Linked DNA regions of Homo sapiens: regions 1 and 2 are each linked to region 3. Evidence: chromatin loops called from intact Hi-C (ENCODE). Cell type or tissue: mammary epithelial cell. All regions are shown on one strand.

The links. Hi-C counts contacts between places; a loop is a spot of excess contacts. Peaks named below come from ENCODE experiments on the same cell type or tissue, not always from the same donor. Only the 100,000 strongest peaks of a DNase experiment are listed, where the experiment ranks them.
Region 1: it touches region 3 in a loop (3-fold over the local background); 4 of 110 quality-filtered maps call a loop at or near these places.
Region 2: it touches region 3 in a loop (3-fold over the local background); 12 of 110 quality-filtered maps call a loop at or near these places.

What each region holds. Positions count from the first base shown.
Region 1 is chr2:113,069,406-113,077,405 of GRCh38, reverse strand. It overlaps IL1F10 (interleukin 1 family member 10), which reads right to left. Exons shown (of 5, transcript NM_173161.3): 2 at 4,636-4,695; 3 at 2,992-3,077; 4 at 2,556-2,683; 5 at 1,563-2,254. The coding sequence starts at 4,667. The coding sequence ends at 2,042. Among named protein-coding and RNA genes, the nearest start is that of IL1F10, 5.4 kb to the right of the region's middle. In mammary epithelial cell, no CTCF peak of the experiment used is centred here; a DNase peak (open chromatin) is centred at 4,635; H3K27ac peaks cover 3,707 bases.
Region 2 is chr2:112,623,206-112,631,205 of GRCh38, reverse strand. No RefSeq gene overlaps it. Among named protein-coding and RNA genes, the nearest start is that of SLC20A1-DT, 17 kb to the left of the region's middle. RefSeq lists enhancers at 39-556, 6,587-6,726. In mammary epithelial cell, a CTCF peak has its summit at 4,500 (motif pointing left); DNase peaks (open chromatin) are centred at 3,655 and 6,635; H3K4me3 peaks cover 464 bases; H3K27ac peaks cover 6,240 bases.
Region 3 is chr2:112,955,577-112,963,576 of GRCh38, reverse strand. No RefSeq gene overlaps it. Among named protein-coding and RNA genes, the nearest start is that of IL36G, 18 kb to the left of the region's middle. RefSeq lists a silencer at 4,473-4,522. In mammary epithelial cell, CTCF peaks have their summits at 3,141 (motif pointing left) and 4,564 (motif pointing right); a DNase peak (open chromatin) is centred at 4,586.

The sequences.
Region 1 (8,000 bases), 110 kb before region 3:
AGGAGGAATAGGAATCAAGTGTGATTATCCATTAACTTGTTTAAGATTTTGCATTTACTCAGCCTCTTCTGCATTTACCAGCAGCTGTTCTGGCCACAGCTGACATAAAATTGAGTCCCACCATGTAAACACATAGTTATAATGGGCCAGCCAGGTGATCAATTTCCCGGGGCACATACAGGCTGTGGAGAGGCAGCTCAGAGAAAGAACCTAAACATTATCAGAGCCTATCGTGTAGCTCCCGTCACACTTAATACTTGGAAGCCTGTACTTTGCCTTCAAGGCCACACATGACCCAACCCTGCTGGTCTTGCTCACTGCCTACTCCTCCCTTGCTCTCCAGGCTCCAGCCCCCACCCCAGCCTTCTACTGTTACTTGAACATACCAGCTCCTTTCTGTCTCAGGGCCAACACATTTGCTACTCTTTTGCCTTGATTATTTCTAGTCACAGTTCCTTCCTGTCCATAACCTCAGTGCAGATGTTACCTCTTCAAAAAAGTAAAAAAACAACAACAACAACAAAAAAAAAAAACCTCCCCTGACCCCCCCATCTAATATTTCCATTGAATACCTGCTGCCCTCACCTTCTAATCATGAAAAGTGCCCTTTCTGTTTTCTTGTTTGTTTATTTGCTTGTTTAGTGTTTCTCCCTTTCAATTATCAGCTACAAGGAAGTTTGGTTTTATTCACCATTCTATCCTCAGCTCCTTAAGTGGAATAAAAATTTGCAAAATGGCATTGAGGTCAGCTGCACCAAGTTTTATCTTGAGCTCCAACACTGATAGCCCATATGACCTTCAGCAAGTTATTTCACTTCTCTTAGTCCAGTTTCCTCATCTGTCAAATGGAGGTGAAAATGCTTGCCTTGAAGAGTCATTCTGAGGATGACAACAGAATGTTCTTAAAATTGCTGCCCCATGGTTGGAACTCAGAACACGCTAGGTGAATGTTAAGTAGTTATACAACAGAGGGACAGCGCCAGCAGCCTGTGCCTTCTCTGAGTCCTGATACCATGGGCTTTCTGCTCTAGCTTGATCCCAGTCAAATATTTTCCATGAAACAGAGAAGCGTTTGAGCTCTGAGGATGAGTATGAATTCCAATTGCAAACTCTCAGCTGAATTCCAGCCCTGTACTCCCAGCTATATCAAATCACCTCAACTTAGAGACTCCACTGTAACCTTAAACTCAACACATCCAGGACACACATATTGTCTGGCCCTTGCTACTACTTAAGCACCTGGCAGATAGCGGACTGTACCAACAGTCAACCACGGAATTGTGGATTCACTGTGAAGTATCTGGTAGAAAATCACAAGACTTGAGCTAGAATTTAAGTTGTAAGCAGCCCAGGGCTTTGTCCCTGTGCAGAGGACACTGAGTTCTGCCTGGGGCTTCTTGGTTGTTTCTAGAGGCTCCATAGCAGATGGACTGGAGGAGAAGCTGCAGGTAGCCTTCTAAGAACTCACCAAGTCTCTTGCATCAAACACTGGACACAGGGTCGAATAAGGCTCTGTAGTAGTTTTCTATGGCTGCTATAGCAAGTTACCACAAACTTAGAGGTTTACAATAACACAAGTTTATTATTTTATAGTTGTGGAGGTCAGAAGTCTGAAATGGGTGTCACTGAGCTGAAATCCATGTGTCAAGAGCTGTGTTCCTTCCGGAGACTCTAGAGGAGAATCCGTTCCCTTGGCTTTTCCACCTTCTAAAAACACCTGCATTTGTTGGCTCAAGGCCCCTCACTCCATCTTCAAAATTAGAAGCATGGTATCTTCCATTCTCTCTCTGACTCTCCCTTCCTGCCTCCTTCTTGTGATTAAACTGAGCCCACAAGGATAACCCAGGATTGTCTCCTCATTTCAAGATCCTTAACATAATCACATTTGCAAAACCTCTTTGGACATGTATGGTAACATATGCACAGATCTTGGGATTAGGATGTGGACATATTTCGGGGGACATTATTCTGCCTACCATAGACCCTGAGCAGGATGAGCTTGGTTTGGGGGCACAAGGCTAAAACGCAGTTTCCTGTCTCCCTACCAGCTCTGTTCAAAGTAAAACTTGGTACGGGCTGAGGGCTCACTCTCCTTGGTGAGCTGTACTGGCTGCTGGGGCTCTGCCGGGCCACACAGGAACCAGCCAGGCCAGGCAGCAGCCTCAAGCCTGAAGGCGGAGCCTGAGCTGCTCTGGAAGAAGGTGAAGCGTGTGGCCTCTTCACCACCTTTGTACAGTTCCTCAATGTTCACATCCTGTGGGGGCAAGGTGGATGGCTGCAGAATGAGAGTGCTGATGGAGGTGTTAGCCCTGGAGGCCTCTGGGGCTTGGCCAAAAAAGGACCTGACAGGGCTGGTTTTTACCCAAGGGACTGCCTTCTGCAGATTCTAGAGGGCAAGGGTCTTGGTGCTAGGTGCAGAGGGAGATGGTGGAAACCTGAGGAAGTAGGACATGTGGACCTGGCTGGGAATCCACAGATAGGCACAAAGATGCCAGAGCATCCCAGGGGTCAGGCCAGGTCTGCAGTGTCCCCTAGAATGGGGAGAGGCCTCTCACCTCCAGCTGTAGGGAAGGCCCCTCTTCTGTCTCCACACATGCCAGGCAGCGGCTCCCTCCCTGGATCCCCAGGAAAATGGGGACCTTGGTGCGGGCCAAGCCTCTGTTAGGAAGTATGCAGATCTTCTCTAGGAGGGAAGAGAGAGAAGAGTCAAGGGACAAGGGAACCCCATGTTGCAGGCTCTTGGCAGGTAAAGGCTCAGGCAGGAAGGAACTGGACATGGGCACACCTGGCCTGGCCCTGCATGCAGACTGGACGGTGAGCCAGGACTTCTGCAGGAGTCATGTCCCCTCGCTAGGAGAGGCCACAGCTGCTCTCTGGCCCTTCTCACTGTCACTGGGGGCAGCTGCTGACCCTCTGCTGGGGAGGAAAGGGAAGAAGAGAAGGGAGGGCCTATGGCAGATGGAGCATGGGGTGGAGGCCCCAGAAGCTCACCTGCACAGCAGTTGTCTGCAACAGGATCTCCCACCAGCAGCTGGCCATCTCTTGTGTATAGAGCCTTCTGGTCTGCATATTTAATTCTGAAACAGTATGACAGTGCTGATGGCCCATTCCCTTTATGCACCACTGGCCCCCAAGCCCTTCCACTTCCATGCTCTGAATCACCACCTTGAGCATTTGGGCGATTTTCTCTCCTTCACAGGTGGTAAGAGGGGAATGGTCACTCCCAAGAGCAGGTAAAGACCAGGCCAGCCTTAAAGCAAGGAAGGTCTCCTGTGTTCTTGCTTTTCAGAGGCTGTGCTTCCTGCCTTCTCATGGCTTGGGGAGGCCTTCAGAGGAGAACGGAGAGCCAATGCCCTCTGACAGAGGGGTAAAGAAAATGTTCCTGGCTTCCTGAGAAATTTCTTAGTGAGGCTCAGATGACTTTGGGATACAGTGGACCTTATCTTAAATTTTTTGGGCCTGCCCTAATTGTTTATAAATGTTTATTCTCTTTAGTACAGAGATTGAGTGTATACTGAAGTGTGATTTGCTTTTCAGATATTTTAAAGGCTTCAAAGTCATGCAGGGTATTAGCTCAGTCACCTAGTTGGTTTCAAAGATGCCTGTCAGCTGCTGTCAGGGCTGGAGAGCTCTCATTAACCTTTTAGGGCAGAACCTCTGGACAAATTCCACCACCTCCAGGGGATTTTTCTATCTCAATAACAGCTAACGATAATACCCTTAGCTAATGACTGTACATATTTAAAGCAGGTTCACTTGTACAATAAAAATAAACTTCCGGAAAGATCCTGGGCGTGTTATCTGGCATTCCCCTTGCCACCTTGACAACCCAGATGTGACAACTCACATGCCAGCAGCATTCTATTTGGAGACCAGAACCCAGATTAGATGCCCTGAAGTGCTGACATCTGCTTTGTCATTTATGTGCTTCCTATGTATGTGTCTTGCTTCCCAGCCAGGCTGTCACCTCCTTGAGACCAGGACTGCTCCCCACCCACCTTGTCCAGGACACAGCCCTGGACATTACAGGGTCCATGGGAGGGGCAGAGGAAATGCATCCCAGAGTCCTCTTTGATTTTTCTTATGCCTCACCTCCTTCCTGAAAGGAGCTTATGACAAAATCACAGACAACAAAGTAGTAAAAGATAAGGAAGGATGCAAATCTCAAATGAGATGAAATGTAAGTAAGTGTTAGAAGCCCACACTGGGAGTAAAGGCCACAGGGACCACCATCAAGATGCTGTCATTGAGATTCAAAACTTTCTGACATTTCAGAGAGGCGGATGGAGCAGCACAGAGGACATGAAGTCTGATTCCTGGCTCTGCCTTTTGGTAGCTGTGTGACATGGGGGAAGTTATTTACCCTCTTTGAGCCTCAGCTTCCAGATCTGTAAAATGGGTTTAATAACACTCCACTTACAGACTTTTTGGAACAGAGATGAGGCAGTAGATTGGCTGGCATCTTGCAGACGTTCAGGAAAGAGCTGTTGCTACTGTGGTGATGATGAAGCTTAATTATGGGGCACTTGCAATTTCTAAGGTGAGAAGGAGCCTCATCCTCTGACTCAGCATTCCTTTCCTCTTCCCACCCTGACCCCCTGGCTTGGAAAGCAGGGACATGCCAGGACAACTTACATGTAGTATCTTGCCATGGGGAGGGAACACATTCCTGCAATCAGTGGTGTCTGGTCCTCACTGATGGGGAGGAGAGAAGGGCAGTTAGAAAAGGAGGCTGGGTGAAGCCAGAGGCAGACGTGCTGGGGCTTAGAACCACTCAGCCAAGGGCTGCACGGGTTCCCCAGGCCATTCGTCTATAATTGGCCTGCCAGAATCCACCAAGGCTTCCACCAGCCCAGCAGGCTCCAGGCAGCTCTGCCTCTCCCTGACTGAGGCTATCCGGGAGCAAGTCCAGCCACCAGGGGTGTGAGCCTGGGATGTGTGTGCTTGCGCTGGTTCTGAGAAACTGGAAAACAGATTCCCCCAAATAGCTGAGCCACAACAATTCCCAGCCCTGAGAGTGGGGTGGAGTGTGCTGTAGCCTCCCTCACAGTTGGAGGATAAGCCCAGCTCAAACCCAGTCCCACTGCCCTGTTGGCCAACAGGGCACCACACCCCCGCCCCCATAACTAGCCAAGGGTTAGATAACTAGAGCCCAGAGTGAAAGAAGAGAGCACAACTAGAAGGGGTCTCCAGCAGCAGTGAGGCTGGTGGGGTCTCCCCAGAGAGTTGGAAAACATCATTCCTAGTGACTAGAAGTGCTTGGCCAAGACTGCCGAAAACAGCCCATCCAAACTCCCCCATTCTGTTCCAGATGGAAAATGGCACAGTGAAGATAGTGGCCCTGTATAAATGCCAGGCCACACAGCCTCACATGACTCTGCTCCTTCCCGATGGGTTATCCTGTCCTAGAGCTCTTCCCTAAAATGAACACCCATTGGAAAGGCCAGTCCAGAATTTAGCATGGAAATAAACCCAGAGCTAATCAGGAGTTGGAAATTAGCTCAGGAAAGTAACGCAAGTATGACTAGGGCTGAGGTTTACCGAGTAGATCTGATTCTCACCAAATAAGAAGGGAATAGAGAAGAAAAAATATAAGAAAGCAGAAAATGAGAGAAGAGAAAGGAAGAAGGCAGGTGGAAGAAAGTAATAGGGCTCAGGGAGGAATAGAGAGATGCTGAGGGACCCTGGGGAGGCAGGTGAGAAGGAACAGGTGGGTGCTGAGGATACGGCTTCCAACCACCTCAGCTCTCAAGTTCCAGAAACAGGGCTGTAGCCAAGGTGGCTTTTAGTACTGGGTCTGTCACTGTCACTTTGGACAAGTCATTTTCTGTCCCCAGGCCTTGGGGTATGACTTTGAGACTTAGAGTGAAGGATAATAGGGACTAACAAGTGCAAATTCTGGAGGGATGTTGGTGCTGTGAATGAAAGTCTTAAAGCATTCTGTATACTTTGTGATTGCATGTGTTTCCCTTACTCTTAGGAAAAATAACGGATTGCCCAAATGTTTACTTACAAAAATGTTCACTGCATAATTTTTTACAATAGCAAGAAGTTGAAAAAAATCTGAATTTTCAGTAATAGGTAATTGGCTAAGAAATTATAGCAAAATTCAATAAATAAGGATGTATGTGTTTGTTAAAGATGATATTATAGAAGCTTGTTTTAGGACATAAAAATTTTCAAAATATATTAGGTGAAAAATGCAGATTATAAATCAAGTGTACACTGTAATTCTATTTAAATCCACACATAGAGACACATACATAGAAATGTTACTCGTGTTGTTGCACCACTTACCTATGGCTTTATGAGTAATTTTTTAAACATATCAACATTTTCCTATAATGAACATGAATTTCCTTTGTAGTATCAAGTAAGTTTCAACATTTTTTAAATGAAGTGTTCAGTTAAAGTCATTGGCTCCTAAATGTGCCTGCCCATCTGCATCACCTGGGGGACTCTGTATAATTACTATTTCCTGGGCCGAAGGTTCTAATTCAGTAGGACTTGGAGTGATTCCAGCAATCAGCCATGCTGCTTGGGAACTGGTGTACTTTCATTCCATTCTTCACACTTATTAATAAATATATAAACCACCTGCAGTTCTTGTTAAAATAACAGATTCTGGTTTTTCAGGCCTGGGGTGGGGCCTGAGACTGTACATTTCAAATATGCAACCAGGTGATGTCAATGCTGCTGGTTCCTCCTGGCCAGCACTTTGAGTCCTAAAGGACTAGACAATCCCCCAGTACAGATAACTCAACAGCATCATGGCCTCAATGCAAGCCCACTTGATGATGGGCTCCCCTTGGCCAAACCACTGGGGCTTCTTTGGTTGTAGCAGCAGGACAGTGGGCAGTGTGGTAGCTGTGCCCAGATCTAGGTGGGGCAACAAAGTGGAGGGCCCTGGGTGAAGGTGGATAGCAAGCTGATGACTCCCACTCTGGGTCAGTGTCAGCTCAAAGAGCTGGAAGAAATTCAATGCTGGTCCAGTCCAGCTGGATCCCATGGGCCCTAGAAACCTCCCATTCTGGCACAGCCAAAATGTACAGTGTCTTTCCCAAAGGCTCCCCTATTCGGCTCCCTCCGCCTGGGTTCTGATAGATTGTGATGAAGTGAGTAAGGGTAGGAAGCTAGCGTCTGGTCCATCAGAGAGCCTGGGTCTTGGTGCTGAACCTCTGCTGTGTGCCAAGCCCCTCCCAGTGTGCCACATGCCTCACCCCCAAAGCTTCCCCTCCCTATTTTCCTCAAATGACTTTTCACTGAACTTCAGTCTATATCCCTCTTTTCTTCCTCTCATTTCTCCCTGGACATGGCATCTGGCTCTCAGACCTCCGCAATTCACCTGTCCTGGCTCAAACACTGCCATCAGCTAAACTTGGGCTTTCCCCATGTTCTTTTGCACAGCACCCTGTCCTATCCTTCATCATTCTCCTGCACAGTATCTATGTGGGATGTTCTGTCCAAGACCAATATTAACTTCTGTGGAGCAAGATCCAGAGATTCTTTTGATTCCTTTGATATTTAGTCATTGCCTCCTTGGAACCCTTGACATTGAATGACTCCCTTCACACCTCTTTCTCCCACTGTAGATTTCACCTCCTTCTGGGGCCACCCCTAAGGCTAACAAGGTCCTAAGCACTTCTATTTCACATCATATTAAGCTGCAATTCATTGACTTCTACAGCTGCAATGATTATCTTGGGCTAATGGCTCCCAAATGTAGACTGCACATCCCACTTTACCTCCTGCAGCCTACAGGACAGCCCACTTTGGACATCCTGCTGATATCCAACCAAATATATTTAAGGTTAAGTTAATTATCTTCTCCTCCCAGCCCACACATTCCTCCCAATTTCATTTCTCTCACTGTCATAATATTCCTCTCACCAGTGATATTCAAAACCTGAGACTCATTGACAATATCTCCTACTTCTCCTGACTCAGTGTCTAACTTATCAAGTCCCTACAGGTTATTTCTTTAAAATATAACTTTGTGT
Region 2 (8,000 bases), 330 kb after region 3:
GTGGGCTGGTCCTGAAGCGGGCTGCAGGAGGAAGCGTGTTCTCGGAGGGGATGGGGGCGTGGATGGACAGCTGTAGCCTGGTGTGGGAATCCAGGGCAAGGGGCTGCTGGACCAGGCTTGGGCAGAGGTGCCAGGAGGGACACAGGGGCAATGATGACAGGGAGGAAACGATCAAAGCGGACCAGATATTGACTTTATCTTGTGGGAGATGTGGGAGATATATATGTGTGTGTGTGTGTATACACCACACACACACACACACACACACACACACACACACACACAGTGGCACAATCTCAGCTCACTGCAACCTCCGCCTTCCAGATTCAAGCAATTCTGCTGCCTCAGCCTCTCCCGAGTAGCTGGGATTACAGGCACCTGCCACTATACCCGGCTAATTTTTGTACTTTTAGTAGAGGCAGGGTTTCACCATGTTGGCCAGGCAGGTCAGACATGTGTGATATTTTTTGTTGTTTCAAAAGGGGATGACAATGGGAGGCAGCGACTTGAGGGCCAAATGTTGCATTTGTCCTCGTTTCAAGGATTTTTTGGGTTTATCTGAACATTCGTCCTGATTAAAACTTAGGATGCCGTGAAGCAGTGGTCTGATAGGAATTCTCCATGTTTTCATTTTGTTCATGTTTCCTGCTTGCCCTCCAGCTAGACCCAGCGTTGGTATGTGGCCACCTTCCTTTCCCACAAAGCCTTTTTGCTTTCCTATTTTTTCTCATTATCCCCACTGTGCACCAACTCCAGCTGCGGAAGGGACCCAGAAGGGGAGAAGTGTTTTCTTCTAACACCTCTCCTCACCCCTGGGGGCTACAGGCAAGCTGGCTTTAGAAAGAGACAGCAGGGCTGAGAACTTGCTTTTCAGCTCAGCAAACAGGGAGTGGCTTAGAAAGTAGAGACAAAAGAGAAAAGCAAAAACAACTAAAGGAGCAAACGTTTTGTGCAAAAACATTTTTTAGTCGCAGATCCAGAATATAGAGTCTGCCTTCTCCTAGGTAATCTCTTGGAGCCCAGTAATTGAAAGGGGTGGCAAATATCCAATATCTAAATGTAGCTGTCTAAGGGCTAAAGTTAGGGACTGGAATTTACCAACCTCACCCCAGCCTCATTGTGGACTTCTTCCTTCCATGATGTTCGCCTTGACTTGGAACTCTTATATTAAGAGTCATCCAGCAGCGTGACGGACGTCCTTCTGTGTTGTTCGTTCCCATGCAGAAGCCGGTCTCCTTTGCTCTTAACACGCCAAGCCCCTTTTAACCCTTTGCCCCAAGTGTCTTCTGCTCTCCGGAATTCTCTGTCTCCTTTTCTATACCTACCTAAAATCCTATATCCTCCAAGAAAGCAGCCCACACAGAGTGCCCAGAATTCCTAAAATCTTTTTGGTCTTTAAATCTTTTTGTTTTGTTTTGTTTTTGAGACAGAGTCTCGCACTGTTACCAGGGCTGGAGTGCAGTGGTGTGATCTTGGCTCACTGCAACTTCTGCCACCTGGGTTCAAGAGATTCTCCTGCCTCAGCCTCCCGAGTAGCTGGGATTACAGGCACCCGCCATCATGCCCAGCTCATTTTTTGAATTTTTAGTAGAAACAGCGTTTCACCATGTTGGCCAGACTGGTCTCGAACTCCTGACCTTGTGATCCAGCCACCTCGGCCTCCCAAAATGCTGGAATTACAGGCGTAAGCCACCATGCTCGGCCTGGTCTTTAAATCTTTATGAATCATAAAGGAATTATTCATTCCCTTATGTATAACCTCAGGATGTTAAATGTTTGTCACTGAGATTTTAAGTGTTGTAGATTCTTGGAACTCAGAGACACTAAATCATCCTTCTGTGCCTGGCTCAGAGCTGAGGATGTAATAGGATTTCGGAATTGAGATCTAATATAAATCTGGTGCAAAATCTGAGTTCAAGTCCCTGGGAGCTTGGGAGCTTCCTTTGCCTCCTTCCTAAAGGGCAATTCCCCTTTTGTAAAACTAGACTAGTCATCGTACCTACCATTTAGGGATGCTGCAAGGGTTAAACTAGAAAAAGTTTAACATGTTACTGGGATTAGTTATTTTTACTACAAAGTGGTAAGATAGAAGTCAAAGGGTACATTTTATTTGCTTGTTTCTGCTTGTGTTCAACTTTAGCGTTTTCCCTGTCCTTGTGAGTTTTATTTGTATTTATTTTTGAGATGTGAAATATTAAAATGATTTTAAAAGTCAGTTCAGAACAAAAAGAGGATCGGGTGCGGTAGCTCACACCTGTAATCCCAGCACTTTGGGAGATGGAGGCAGGAGGATAGCTGGAGCCCAGGAGTTCAAGACCAGCTGGGCAACATAAGGAACCCACATCTCTGCTAAAAATAAAATAAAATAAACAAAAAGAGATATTCCTAGAAGTCTCATTCCCCCTCATTCCCTTTATTTCCATCCTGTTCCTACCATGCCCTGCAGGTAGCTAATCTCATCCATCTCTGTTTTTTTCTTTTTCTGTTTCTTTTTCCTTGAACAAATAGGTAAATGTGGCCGGCCTGGTGGCTCACGCCTGTAATCCCAGCATTTTGGGAGGCCAAGGCAGGTGGATCACGAGGTCAGGAGATCAAGACCATCCTGGCTAACACAGTGAAACCCCTCTCCACTAAAAATACAAAAAATTAGCCGGGCATGGTGGCGGGCACCTATAGTCCCAGCTACTCGGGAGGCTGAGTCAGGAGAATGGCATGAACCCGGGAAGCGGAGCTTGAAGTGAGCCGAGATCACACCATGGCACTCCAGCCTGGGCAATAGAGCGAGACTCCGTCTCAAAAAAAAAAAAAAAAAAAAAAAAACTAAATGTTCTGTTTCCTCCTCTCAAAGGTATACTTGAGACAATGTCCTTTCGAGACCAGTTTTTCAGGACTCTGGCCATCTTTTGCACATGTTGGTTGGGAGGTTGGGAGGTGCTAGGCGGGCAGGAGCTCTGTGACAGTGGCCTTAGTTGTGTCCTAATCCTCCCCTCATTCTTCACATGACTAGCTATATCATAAATACTTACCCCAGGTCCCAAAGGTGTCTCTATGATTGGTAATGGGGCCACAACCCAGTTCCTGCTACCCAGGAGACTGAGGTTCAGGTTTCCTGCCCTAGTGAAGCATCCCCATCAAGCTCAGCATGGCCTGCTGATTCTCCTGGAGATGGAGGCAATTCAGGTACAAGCCTGGATTTCTGAAGAACCACTCTTGGTGCTTGCAGAGCCACGACAAGTACCAGCCACACTCCTGCAACCTTCACACCTTATGAGAAAACAGCACTTTATGCTTCTAATCTATCTATCTATCCATCCATCCATCTATCTATCTATCTATCTATCTATCTATCTATCTATCTATCTATCTATCTATCTATTTTTTTTAAATGAGATCTGAAGAATCAAGGCCAAAAGACCCCTGGGTGTTTCTCTGTAGGACCTCTTTTTAAGGAGGGAAAAACCTGAGTAAATTAAAGTTCGCAGCCCTAGGGCGGTGGCCCAAGGCAGTGGAGGCCCACCGCTGGAGGTATTCATTGGAAAAAGCAGTGGGAGTGGAGAATTCTGTCTCGGAGTAAGCTGTCCACAAGTCTGCTCGGAGGCTGTGACTCACTCTGAGGAAAAGGAGTGCCCTGTATTCTGGAGGAGGCTGCTTTCTCCAAACAGGAGATCTGTGGCCAAGGAAGGAAATGAAGCAATCCAAGACTGATCAGCAGCCGTGGGGCAGGCAGAGCTAGACGTCCACACCACCCCCAACTCTTTGTGCTTAATATTTGCCCTGTGCCCCCAAGGAATAAACAGCACTACAGAACTGGATTCTGGTGAGAAGGGAATCAGGCCCTATCTTGGGCCCTCTCTGGACCTTTGTTTGCCCATCTCGAAGGTTAAGGGGTGAACTGGACAGGGAGGAAACTGGCAGCCAACTCATGTCCCAACTCAGCCTGTGGCTGCATTTTATCTTACTCACAGTTAGAAAAACAATTCAATTTAGGTGCCTTTGCACAAGGCTCTTTTCTCCAGTTCGGCATAGCCACTACCATTTCCTGCCATCTTACCCTAAGTCAGCTTCACAAATTCAGGCTCCCTGCCTGCCCTTTGAAGTTATTTGAAATGGCAACTCCAGCACTAGCAGCAACCAAGTCCCTTCCAGCTCTGGGGTCCCTCCCGAGGATTCTATGCCTCGGAGAAACAGGGAGTAGAAGCAGGGTGAGCAGGCTGCTCTGGAATGAGAAGGAGATGATCCTTAGTCTCAGGATGCTACAGAGGGTGAGTGTGGCAGCATGCCAGGGCCGAGCATCTGCCAGGCAGCACCATCACGGCTTAGGGAGAACTCAAAAACAGCCTTTTTTTACAGCCTCCTGGTGCATCCTGTTTCTCTGGTGCTGCTGCCACCAGCAAGTGGGCACCATGCCCACCCTGCAGTGGGCAGTGAGGGGGCTAGGTGCCCATCTGTCCCGTCTCCTAAGCAGGTGCTGGGAAGATGGCGCCTGAGCTCAGGCTGCCCTCTGCTGGGTGAGCATAGAAGCTGCTGTGGGGTCTGAGACCACAGAAAATCCCACAGGGGAAGGAGGCACCCCCTCTCAGATTCTCCACATTCGTGAGGTGGGAATGGCTTGATTGTGGGCTGCTGCATCCCTGCCGCCTTCCAAAGAAGACTCAGTCTCTAGGAAGGTAGTCTCAGGTCCTGTAAGTCTGCATTTAATTAAAATCCCTTTCTTTTTTCTTTTTTGTTTTGAGACAGAATCTCGCTCTGTCACCCAGGCTGGAGTGCAGTGGTGCAATTTCAGCTCACTGCAACTTCCGCCTCCTGGGTTCAAGTGATTCTCCTGCCTCAGCCTCCGGAGTAGCTGGGACTACAGGCACCAGCCACCATGCCCAGCTAATTTTTGTGTTTTTCCTAGAGACAGGGTTTTACTACGTTGGCCAGGCTGGTTTTGAACTCCTGACCTCAGGCGATCTGCCAATATCAGCCTCCCAAAGTGCTGGGATTATAGGCATGAGCCACCGTGCCTGGCCCCAAAATCCCTTTTCTGACATAGGGCCTAGCACGACGATGTGCTCAGTGAATATATATTGAATAAATAACTAGGCCAGCGGTTACCTACGGTAGAAACTGCTTCTGTCTTGTTTGGAAGGGCAACTTTATTGTTTTTCTTCCTCAACTTCCTCTAACAGACGCTAACCCCTAATGTCTACTCGGGGTCCTGCCTGGCTCTCCCAATTCCAAGCTGGTGCTCTGGCCTGGGCATCTTCCTCCAGGCTCCCCGGGGCATGGCTTCTCCTAGTTCCTCAGCCCCAACCCAGGTTCCTGCTGAGATGAGCACAAATCCCCCTTTTCTCTCATCATTTCCTTCTGCCTTCCCTTTGAACACCTGGATTCTTGTTCCACCTTGAGCTCACTGGACTTAGAGATATTCTCTCCTTCCTGAGGCAGCCACAGGGTGTTTCTAGCCCACTTCACTATTAACTGTTGTTACTTGACACATGGGCACGTGTCCATGGGGTGGGGTGGGCAGCAGGAAGGGCTGGGAACTTCTGGTTTCTAGGAGGGAACTCTGGGGCCCCCCTAGGGTTGTCCTGGGATAGGACCAGGCCCAGTTTGGGGCTGGGGTAGGGCTGCATGAGACTGAGCTGAATGCCCCATCAAAGATGAACGTTTCTTCAAGCATATTTCAGGCGTTCTCACTTAGCTCTACACAATGATCTCACCAGATTTGGGGAGGGGGAATGGGGCTCCCTCAGGTTTTTCCTATTATACCTATTTCTCTTCCAATTTATATTTCCTAATCAACAATAGAGATCTGTTTTTGATTAGCTAGATGAGATACATAGGAAAAATTCGGCTGGGCGCTGTGGCTCACACCTGTAATCCCAGCACTTTGGGAGGCTGAGTCGGGTGGATCACAAGGTCAAGAGTTCAAGACCAGCCTGGCCAACATGGCCAACATGGTGAAACCCTCCCCCACTCCCGCCCTGTCCCTACTAAAAATACAAAAATGAGCCGGGCATGGTGATGCATGCCTGTAATCTCAGCTACTCGGGAGGCTGAGACAGGAGAATTGCTTGAACCCCGGAGGCAGAGGTTGCAGTGAGCCAAGATTGCGCCAGTGCACTCCAGCCTGGGTGACACAGCAAGACTCCATCTCAAAAAAAAAAAAAAAAAAAGGAAAAATTCAAAGAGCTATAGAGTCAGTAAAAAGTTTTAGTTGCCCCACCCATTCCTCCATTTCCCTTGCCCAGAGACAGTCTGCTGCCATTTTCTTGTGGATCCTTCTAGAAACAGTATCATGAACATAGTTATATGTATATAGGCATGCATTCAGTCAGTATTTGAACACCTGCTATGATTCAGTTACTGTTCTTCTATAAAACATATAAAAATCCTTGTTCTAGAGAACCTATATTCTAACAGGAGGCAAGGAGTCAGAGAATAAATGAGGTAAATCAAATATATGACATGTTAGATGTTGATACATGCAATGGAAAAAACTTACACAGGGTAGGTGAGTTGGGGTGTGGTCCCGAGTGCCTTTCCCCTGGGCTGCCTCTCCTCACCCTGAGAAACCTGGGGCCACACAGCTGGTGCAGCTCTCAATTCTGGTTTCTCACACGCAGGAACCCCACCCTGCCCTGGTGAGTCACGCCTTCACTTGGCTTCCTGATGTTGGAGGGCAGGCCTCCCTTACTGCCTCAAGGCTGTTCATCATCTTCAGCTTATATCCTGGGTCAACGTTGATGACTACTTTGCTGGCTTTAATTAAGTGGTCTATGGGCCAGGAGAATAAGGATCAACATCATCTGGGGACTTGTCAGAAATGCAAATTCTCAGGCCCCACCCCAATACTACTGGATCAGAAACTCTAGGTTGGGGTCCAGCAATCTGCGTGGTTTTTGTTTTAGTTGATGTTATTGTTTTAGAGACAGGGTCTTGCTAGGCCGCCCAGGCTGGAGTGCAGTGGCTATTCACAGGCACAATCATAGCATGCTGTAGCCTCAAACTCCAGGGCTCAAAAGATCCTTCTGCCTCAGCCTCCCAAGTAGCTAGGACTACAGGCGCACCCTACTGCGCCCAGCTGAGCAATCTGTGTTTTAAAAAGCCTTCCGGATAGCTCTGATGCATGATAAAGCTTTTATGAACCTCTGCTCTGCGGAAATGCCTTACCATCTCACATGCCTACCAGCTATGGTCATAAGCACACATTTTATATAATCGTACCAAGTTTTGAAAAATCTTTTCCAAGTTAAATCCTAGACAGGTGTACAAATTATATGTTAAGAAGTAACAGATAAATCTTACAGCCCAATTATTTGAAAATAAGAATCAAGTCATTTGAGTCTGGGCCTTCGAAATTTGACATGTAAGAATATTCATAGAAAATTGACTTAGTCCTAAATTCTTATCCCTAAATCCTGTTTTGTTTTGTTTTTTAATTTTTTTTTAAATTTTTTTTGGTTTTTTTTTTTTGAGTCAGAGTCTCGCTCTGTCGCCCAGGCTGGAGTGCAATGGCACAATCTCAGCTCACTGCAACCTCTGCCTCCCGGGTTCAAGCAATTCTCCTCGCACCTCAGCCTTTTGAGTAGCTGGGATTACAGGCGCCCGCCATCATGCCCGGCTAATTTTTGCATTTTTAGTAGAGATAGAGTTTCACCATATTGGCCAGGCTGGTCTCGAACTCCTGACCTCATGATCTGCCCACCTAGGCCTCCCCAAGTGCTGGGATTACAGGTGTGAACCACTGCACCCAGCCCCAAATCCTGTTATCTAAAAGATGACAAAATTTGAGCCTAGGCAACATATCAAGACCCCATCTCTACAAATTTTTTTTAAGAAATAGCCAGGTGGCTGGGCGTGGTGCCTCACCCTGTAATCCCAGTACTTTGGGAGGCAAAGGTGGGTGGATTACGAGGTCAGGAGTTCAAGACCAGCCTGACCAATATACTAAAAATACAAAAATTAGCTGAGCATGGTGGCACACGCCTGTAGTCCCAGCTGCTTGGGAGGTT
Region 3 (8,000 bases):
TAATATGTATCAGTACCTCACTTACCAGACCTGGATTAATTATATCTGTTCATTCCATCACTCATACATGTTTCCACTGGAATGATCTAATACATTGCTACTCAAAGTGTGGTCCATGTGTTACAAGTGCAGAATGTCAAGCCCCACTCCAGACCTACTGAATCAGAATCTGCATGCGTTTTTGGTAAGACCCCTAGATGATTAATACATGGAGTTTTTAGAAGCACTGCTCTAGCACCCATTTCAATCCATTAGTCGCTATGAAAGGACACTTATTCAGGTGGCCATACACACTGTGTGCAGAGGGCAAGGCTGCACACAGAGACATTTCCCTGGCAGATGAAGGCAGCCTCAGGGATGGAAGCTGAGGCTCACATTGTTCCATGTCACTACTGCTAATCTCTCTGCACTATTTCCCAAAATCCCAACCTAGGAAACAAGAATAGAAAGGCTGGAGATGAGAGACTCATTGTTTAGCTCTGATTCTGCTGCTAAATATCAATGAAGCCCTCTAGAAGTCACTTTACTTCTCTGTGCCTTTGTTTATTTACCTGTAGCTGAGGAAACCATCTCTGTAATCACTTAGAGCTCAAACTGTCAATGATTCTAAACAACAATGATGCAACTCAATGACTCCCAACTCTGAGTAATTGCCACTTTGATTTTAGTGTCCATCAACAGAGATGAAGGGTTGTGATGTAAGTAACAATCACTCCATTTTACCATTCTGTGCTGTCACTGGTCCACTATATTTAGCCCCCAGTATTATTTAAGTTTCTGCTACAATAATGCTATGTAAACAAACCCCAAACGTCAGAGACTTATACATGTTTATTTCACTTTCAGGTCTGTAGGTAGCTGCAGTTCAATTGACCTCATGTGGGCTCAGCTGCCCTTCAGCCTTTGAGTCAAGTTCATTATTCTCCATGTTTGTATTCTAGGACATGGGCTGAAGGTACAATCCAGGTTATTCTCTCTTCATGGCCAAGGGAAGGAGTTCTGAGGGAGCTGGCATAGGCTCACCATGCTTCCCAAGGCCTTAGCTTGGGACTGGCTCCCAGTTACTTCTGCCCACATTCCCTTGGCAAAAAAGTCACATGACTAAGCCCAAAGTCAAAAGGACAGGGAACTACAGCCCATCAGTGGGGAAGAGAAGCCATAGCAAGAACGGGAGAGAAGGAATCCTCATAGGCGTACACACTCACACACACACACACACAAGGCATAATCATAAAGCAAACTAAGGAGCCACCTAATATCCTTGTGGGCTTTGGTAACTTATATAGACACAAAATGGGGATATAGCTGGGAACGCTGGCTAACTCAAATGTGAGAATCAGATTATTTCTGGACATGCCTGGTCCAGCTATCTGTGGACTCACTAGAAGCCTTCCCCAGAAGGATATGAGGAGCCTTCTAAGACAGAAATCACTCTAAGTGAAGACAAAACAAGGCTTGGTGAGGTTAACCCAGTGACAGCATCTCAGTTATTAAGCAGAAGAAGGGATTTTGAGTTTACTATGCTCTCGGTGACTCGATCTCTGTGACTTGGATTTGCCTCCTGAAGCAGCTCCCATTGGCCTCCCATCTAAGCATCCCTTTCCAACTACACCGTGGCCACCATGCAAGTTGGTGCTGTGAAGACACAGGTGCCTCAGGCACCACAGCTGGCCAGCCTCTGCAAAGCAGCAGCAGCAGCAGCAGAAGCCTCAGCAAGAGCAGAGGAACAGCAGGAGTGGACTCGTTGTGAGTCCATGTCTACACTCAAAGACGGGGCACCTTACAAGGCTGAAAGGTAACCCCATCTGTAACCCATGGGCTGGTGAGACCTGACATGGAATTTATTTTAAGGTCCACTCAGAATTACTGTGGATGTAAAGCACAATGTATATCTATGTAAAGACTGATTACTATCCCAGGGGCTAGGCCCAAATGACATTTGTGGGACAATGGCAGTGACACTGACAAAGGATGGATGTAGACCACAGGTTTGGGAGCCACCTGTGAACTGTGATCAGCCAGCAGGACTCCACAGCCTGCTTCAGAGCCATTGGAAGGATATTCTGGAGGTAAAGCAACTCACTCTTACACTCAAATATTTCCTGAATGCCTCCCATGACCCAGGAGCTAGATTGGACAATGAGAACTAAGCCTTAGTAGAGCTATCCAGAGATGCTGATTTCCTTGATGCCACTGGGGAATTTGGAAATAAAAGTACCTGGAACATGCCCTTTAAGCCTCTGCCATGGATACCAAGTTTCAAAAGTAGCTGGAAGGAAAGTCAGGCAGCATCAGAATGACGCTGGGCACCCTACCCAGGAGGTGCCTTAGACAGTAGGACAGGCAATGGGAGAGCCTAGTCAACCCAGTGTGAAAACCCTTTAGGCCATGAGGGATCTGTCAGTTCAGTGAGATTGCAGACCAGAGGGTGAGCCTAGAACATTAGTAGGTAAAGCAAGGAACAGAAAGAGGTAATTGCCCAAAGATAACTTTTCTTGTTTCAACCTTTTTTGGGATTATGGTAAAACCTGAGAGGGTGGAATCAAGATTTAGTCACACACTAGCTGTGAAACTTTGGAGACAGATGTCACTTAGCCCCTCTGAGGCCTTGTCTTAATTTAGATTCTAGGCATAGTCCACACAAGGACCTTGCTGCCATTTTCCATATGCTACAAGGTTGCATCTGACCCCTTGTGAGGGTCAGCTGGATCCAAGTTTGTTGGAGAACCTGATACTGGATTCAGGTTCTCAGCACAGGGTAGGGCCTGAGGCTGGTTTTTTCCCCAGCAACAGCTGCCGGTGAGGAAGTAGAACCTTCTTTCCAGTTGCCCTATGGAAGTTCTGAGTGCCTTCTGGGGAGGAGTCAGGGCCCCTGCTCACCTGACAGCTTGCTTTTCTCAGCCTTCTTTGCATCTGTGTAGATGGGAGGGAAACAGTTACAGGACTGACCAGCTACAGACAAGGCCTCCTGCCTCTGGGACTCAGTTGGGAAGAGATTGGGACAGGAAAGCCCTGGGGCCAAGTCCCCCAGGATGCTATTCTCCTCTCTAAAAACCAGCACATCTCTCCCCACAGAGCCCAGTGCTTGGTGACTGTCCCCAGATCTCAAGGATTCCAGGTCAATTTGAGAATTGCCCCACCTACTGGGAATACAGCCATTAGCATCATCCATAGTCTCTAAACAGCTGTGCTTAGAACTGTGTTCTCAAACTTCTAAGACTCCATGCCCTTTGAGAAAATAATCAACAAATACTTTTGAACACCTGCCATGTGCCAAGTACTGTTCTAGGTGCTAGAAATACACTACAAAAAGAAACGTTCCTTCCAGAGATTACATGGGTATTGATGAAGTAAACAAAAAATAGTAAAATTAGAACTATAAAGTAACTAATCTATTTTATTTGAACGTAACAAGTGCTTTGAGAAGAAAGCAGTGGAGAGGGATAAGAAGGCTAGGGGTGGGGGTGCATACCCTCAAATCTTGAAGAGGTGGTGTGGGAAGGCCTCCCTAGAAGGTGATATTTAAGCAAAGACTAAAAGGAAAAGAGGGAGAAAAATCATGTGAACAGTGAGAGAAGTGCATTTTGGGCAAAGAAAAGAGCAAATGCAAAGGCCCTGAAGCAGCAGCTCGCCTGGTGTGGACAACATGCAAAGTACCCACTGCCCACACCCTCTTCAAGGAAGAGCTCCCTGCCTAGTCACTGGAGCGGTGACTTAAACCAGGAGGGTGTCTAATTTACCTCAGATAGTCTCACAACGGCAGGTCCTACTAAAGGCAAAAAAAAAAAAAAAAAAAGAAAAAAGAAAATTCAAACTGACCTGGCGGTTTAACATTAAAATGCTTGCAGGGAGCGAATGTTCCAAGAAATAGGGTCAGCTGCCAATGGCTCACTAGCACCCAAGCACTCAGCTCACAGCCCACCTGCACGCAAGCATCTTGTCTGCAAGCATTCAGCCTAAGCAGCCCTACGTCATACGTAGCCCTTGCCTCTTTGCAGACAGCCTTCCCTCTGCTGTATTGCCCATTGCTCCCTTGCAACGTATCTCTCCTTTTCTCTAAATAAATCTGCCTTTCTAAATTCAATATTGTCTTGATTGATTCCTTTATCACCACGCGCTGGCCTCACACAGCCATTAACCACGACAAGTTGCATCCCCAGAGATATTTAACCCGAGGAAAAATCGGCCACAAGGTAGCGCCACATTACAGAGAGGGAACAGATGGATTTATCTTGCACGTGGTCCCCAGAATTGCTCAGAGGCTAGCTGCAGATGCTCACCAGGTCATTTTATTAGCCTTCTAATAACACAGTTCTACATTTTATACTAACGAAGTTTGGGGCCCAATTTATTGCCTAATTTGGGATTTTAAATGTTAAACCACTGAGACTAGAAAAGATCCCTAAGGAGGCAGATATTGCTAAAGGAAAGAGAAGGGCCTTCAGCACATGCTAATATTTGAGCAGGGTTTCTTGATCTTGGCACCATGGATATTTTGAGCTGAATAATTCTGTGTTATGGGGACTGTCCTGGGCATTAACAGCATCTCTAGCCTCTCCCCACTAGATGGCAGTAGCAACACCCTCAAACACAACCATAGACCTCTCCAGATATTGCCAAATGTCCCCTGGGGAGCAAAATCACCCCGTAGTGGAGAAGCAATCATTCAGGGGACAGAGGACGCAGCAAAATCAGAAAGGAGACCAAAGACAGCGGCTAGAGGGGAGGAAACCAGGAGAGTGCGTATAGTGGAGCCAATGGCGGAAAGGTCCCAAGGAAGAGTGACCAATTGCATCCAACAGTGAGTGCCTAAAGGTAGGATGGCTGTATATCTGCTTTCCTAAGACGGCCCCAATTTATGCCTCTTGTCCAGGTACAACCATTTCTTAGGAGTGTTGCCGTTTGGATCATTTATGTGCTCACATGACTCAAAAGTCAAATAAGAGGAGAGCAGAGACAGCAGTGGGTTTGGCCACGTGCAGGCTGGTGATGACCTCAGCAAGGGAAGTTTAGGTGCAGTGGCGGAGACTACAGCCACTTTGGTAAGTGTACTTTGGGGGCAAGTTTAAAATAGAACAGGAGAAATTACAGAAAGGGGGGTCTCTATAACACTTCCTATGGGTTTTGCTATAATTAAGGATAGAGCAACGTGAGAAAGAGATGGAGAGGGTGGTGGAGATGGGAGGAACAGCTGCATGCTTTGTGCCAGTATAACTGGTCTGCTGAAGAGGAACCATGATGTTGCCGGAGCATGAGAGGACTTGCTAGAGGCACGTCCTGAGCAGGTGAGAGGGTACGATACGAGTGCATAAGTAAAAAGGACTTGGATGGAGTATAGTCAGCCCACCCCAAGTGACAGCAGGAAAGGCCTAGATTGGGGGGTGCCATGCTGGCAGATGGGCAGAGTGGTGGCAGTGGGTGGGATTTGTTTATGTTTGCCTCTGTGTTTCAAGTGAAATAGGAAACAAAGTCATCAGTTGAAAGTGACGTGGAGGTGTTGGAGGTTTGCAGAGAGAGAAGAATGTGTGAGATACTCACCTAGGAACCCAGGAGACTGAAGGAACTAAGGAAAACATATAATGTGTTGCCAGGCAGCACTGAGGCATATGCAAGGCTGGAGGTTGGAAACGTATATTGACATACAGGGCCCTGTGCATGTGTGGATTTTTCCAACCTCCATCAGCCATGCGTGTGCGGGTGCTGGCACAGAGCAGGGGTAAGGCTGGACTCAACCAGGGCTGTGGTTTTGCCACATAAGGGTGATGAAGTAAAAGGGGCAGAAGTATTGACAGTGGCTGCAAGGGAGTGATTCCAACAGGCCTTGGAATTTCATCTGGGTAATAAAGGAATGAGAACCCTAGTGGGGCGAAGAATGGTGAAAAGGTAGATGACTTAATGGATTGCATGGATCAAAGGATTTTTTGACTCAGGGGATAAGAATGAAGAAGTTGGAATGTGAGGTCACAGATTAGGATATTAGAAACTAGAATTAAGGAGGGGCTGGAGTTACTGGTAATGATCTGGCAGTAAGTGGCTAAGCTGGGGGATCATCACAAGGTTATTGGAGGGAAGAAAATTAAAGACCTGAGAGGCCGCCCTGTTAAAAAGAATGTCTATGTGTGTATTGAACCATCAAGGATTGGGACAGGGTTCTGTTGCAGCAAAGTGACAGTCACCATCCAAGAAATGAAGGGGAGGGACAGGAAGATGGTGAATGACTGCCATTAAGAGGACACACTAGAGGGCGGCGGGAGTTGGAGCTACAGCAGTGAATTGGAGGAGGAAGAATGATCTGGAAGCATCGAGGAGGACCTTACTCCATCCCTGGGCCCTGTGACATAAGGGTTAAGGGAGGAAAAAAGACAGCCACCCCTGGAAAGGACTGAGATAAAGCAGTATTCTCAGGCAGAGCCAGGTTTCAGTAAGAGCAGGAGGGTGAAGGGAAGGGTTAAAGAGGTGCAGAAACATGCTGAGGATGAACCAAGCATTCCAGAGACACCCTGAAAGAGCCCCTGGAGGTGGAGAGGAGTGGATGGAATTGGAGCAGAAGATGCAAAAAGCCATATCAAAATTACAGTGCAAGAGATGACGATGGCCTGGGTGATTGATGCAAACAAGGATAAAGAAAATAATCAATTTTGTCCCCATTTTCAAAGACAGATAGCAGCAGCAAGAGTGTAAGTCTGAGGAAAGTCATATTCCTTCCTCCTACAACATAGCACACACACTTACAAAAACAATACACAGACTCCTGGCCAATGGACTTCAAAACTGAGGAGGATCATTAAATTTAAATGTTCACCGCTGCATGAAATCTCCCTGGGTCCTGCCCTCCCTTCCCCACCCTCCTCCACTTGGGCCGGGGCACAGCAGTGATTCTCTCACCTCTCAGAGTGAGCCAGTGTTGGCTGCATTGAAGGCTCCAGATATGCAAACAGGGCAGATATTCCTGGACCAGGGTGCACAGAGTGAGGCTCCAACGCACCCTATTAACTGCATGAAGGATGAATGAGCCTCTGGTATGGGCTGGGACAGAGAAGAGGATTCAAGGGGCCCAGGAGGGTTTGGGTGGAACCTACCAGGAGCGGCAGTACAGACTCCTTGGGAAGGTGGCCAGGATTTAGCCACATTCACCAATAGGATAATCTGGAGAATTTCCTAGCTTGAGTTTCTGGGAGAAAGCAGATTTCTGGATTATCTGGTGACAGGTAACAGGGCCGAGTTCATCCACAGCCACCTGCAGTGTTAGCACCTTAAGCTGAGTTCCTTGCACCAGGATGCTGTCACGCCCAGTCAGTGTGAGACGGTTCTTGGCTGAAGGACTGAAAAGCTTGGGTAAGTGACTTCACCTAAGCCTCTATCTCTTGCTCCCGTAAGTCAGGGCTCATTGTGGCTCCTTGCAGGCTTGACTTCAGGGTTAACAGAGAAAATGAAGGTACAAGTGCCTTGTGAACTCTGAAACTCCAAACCAGTCATTCTCAAAGTGCCGTCCACCAGTCTAGCACATCAGCATCACTGGAAGCTTGTTTGAAATGTAAATTATCAGGTCCTCCAGAGCTATGTATGAATTAGAAACTCTGGGAATGGGGCCCTGCAATCTATTTCAACAGGTCCTCCAGGTGATTCTGATGCAAGTTAAAGCCTGAGAAACTCTGTCCTATACAAATGGATGTCAACTCAAGCTGCTCTTCAGAATCACCTATAGCACTTGTTCACCCGAATCCCTGAGAATGGAGCTTCAGGACTGCTATTTCTCAAAGTTTGCCTGGTGATCCTGAGATGGGGTTTGGGGGACAGAGATCCAAGGTGCTACCAGGTGTGAGGAATTGTTAGAAGGCAAACCTGGCTGTCATCTAGGGTGCTTAAAGGGTACAGATCCTAGGATTCTGCCTCTTACAGCTGAATCAGACTTTCCTAGAATGGGATTGCTGTCCAATGGCATGCCTCCTGGGTGACTCTGATGTATAGCCTGGGCTGGGAACCACCAGAGGATTATCTTC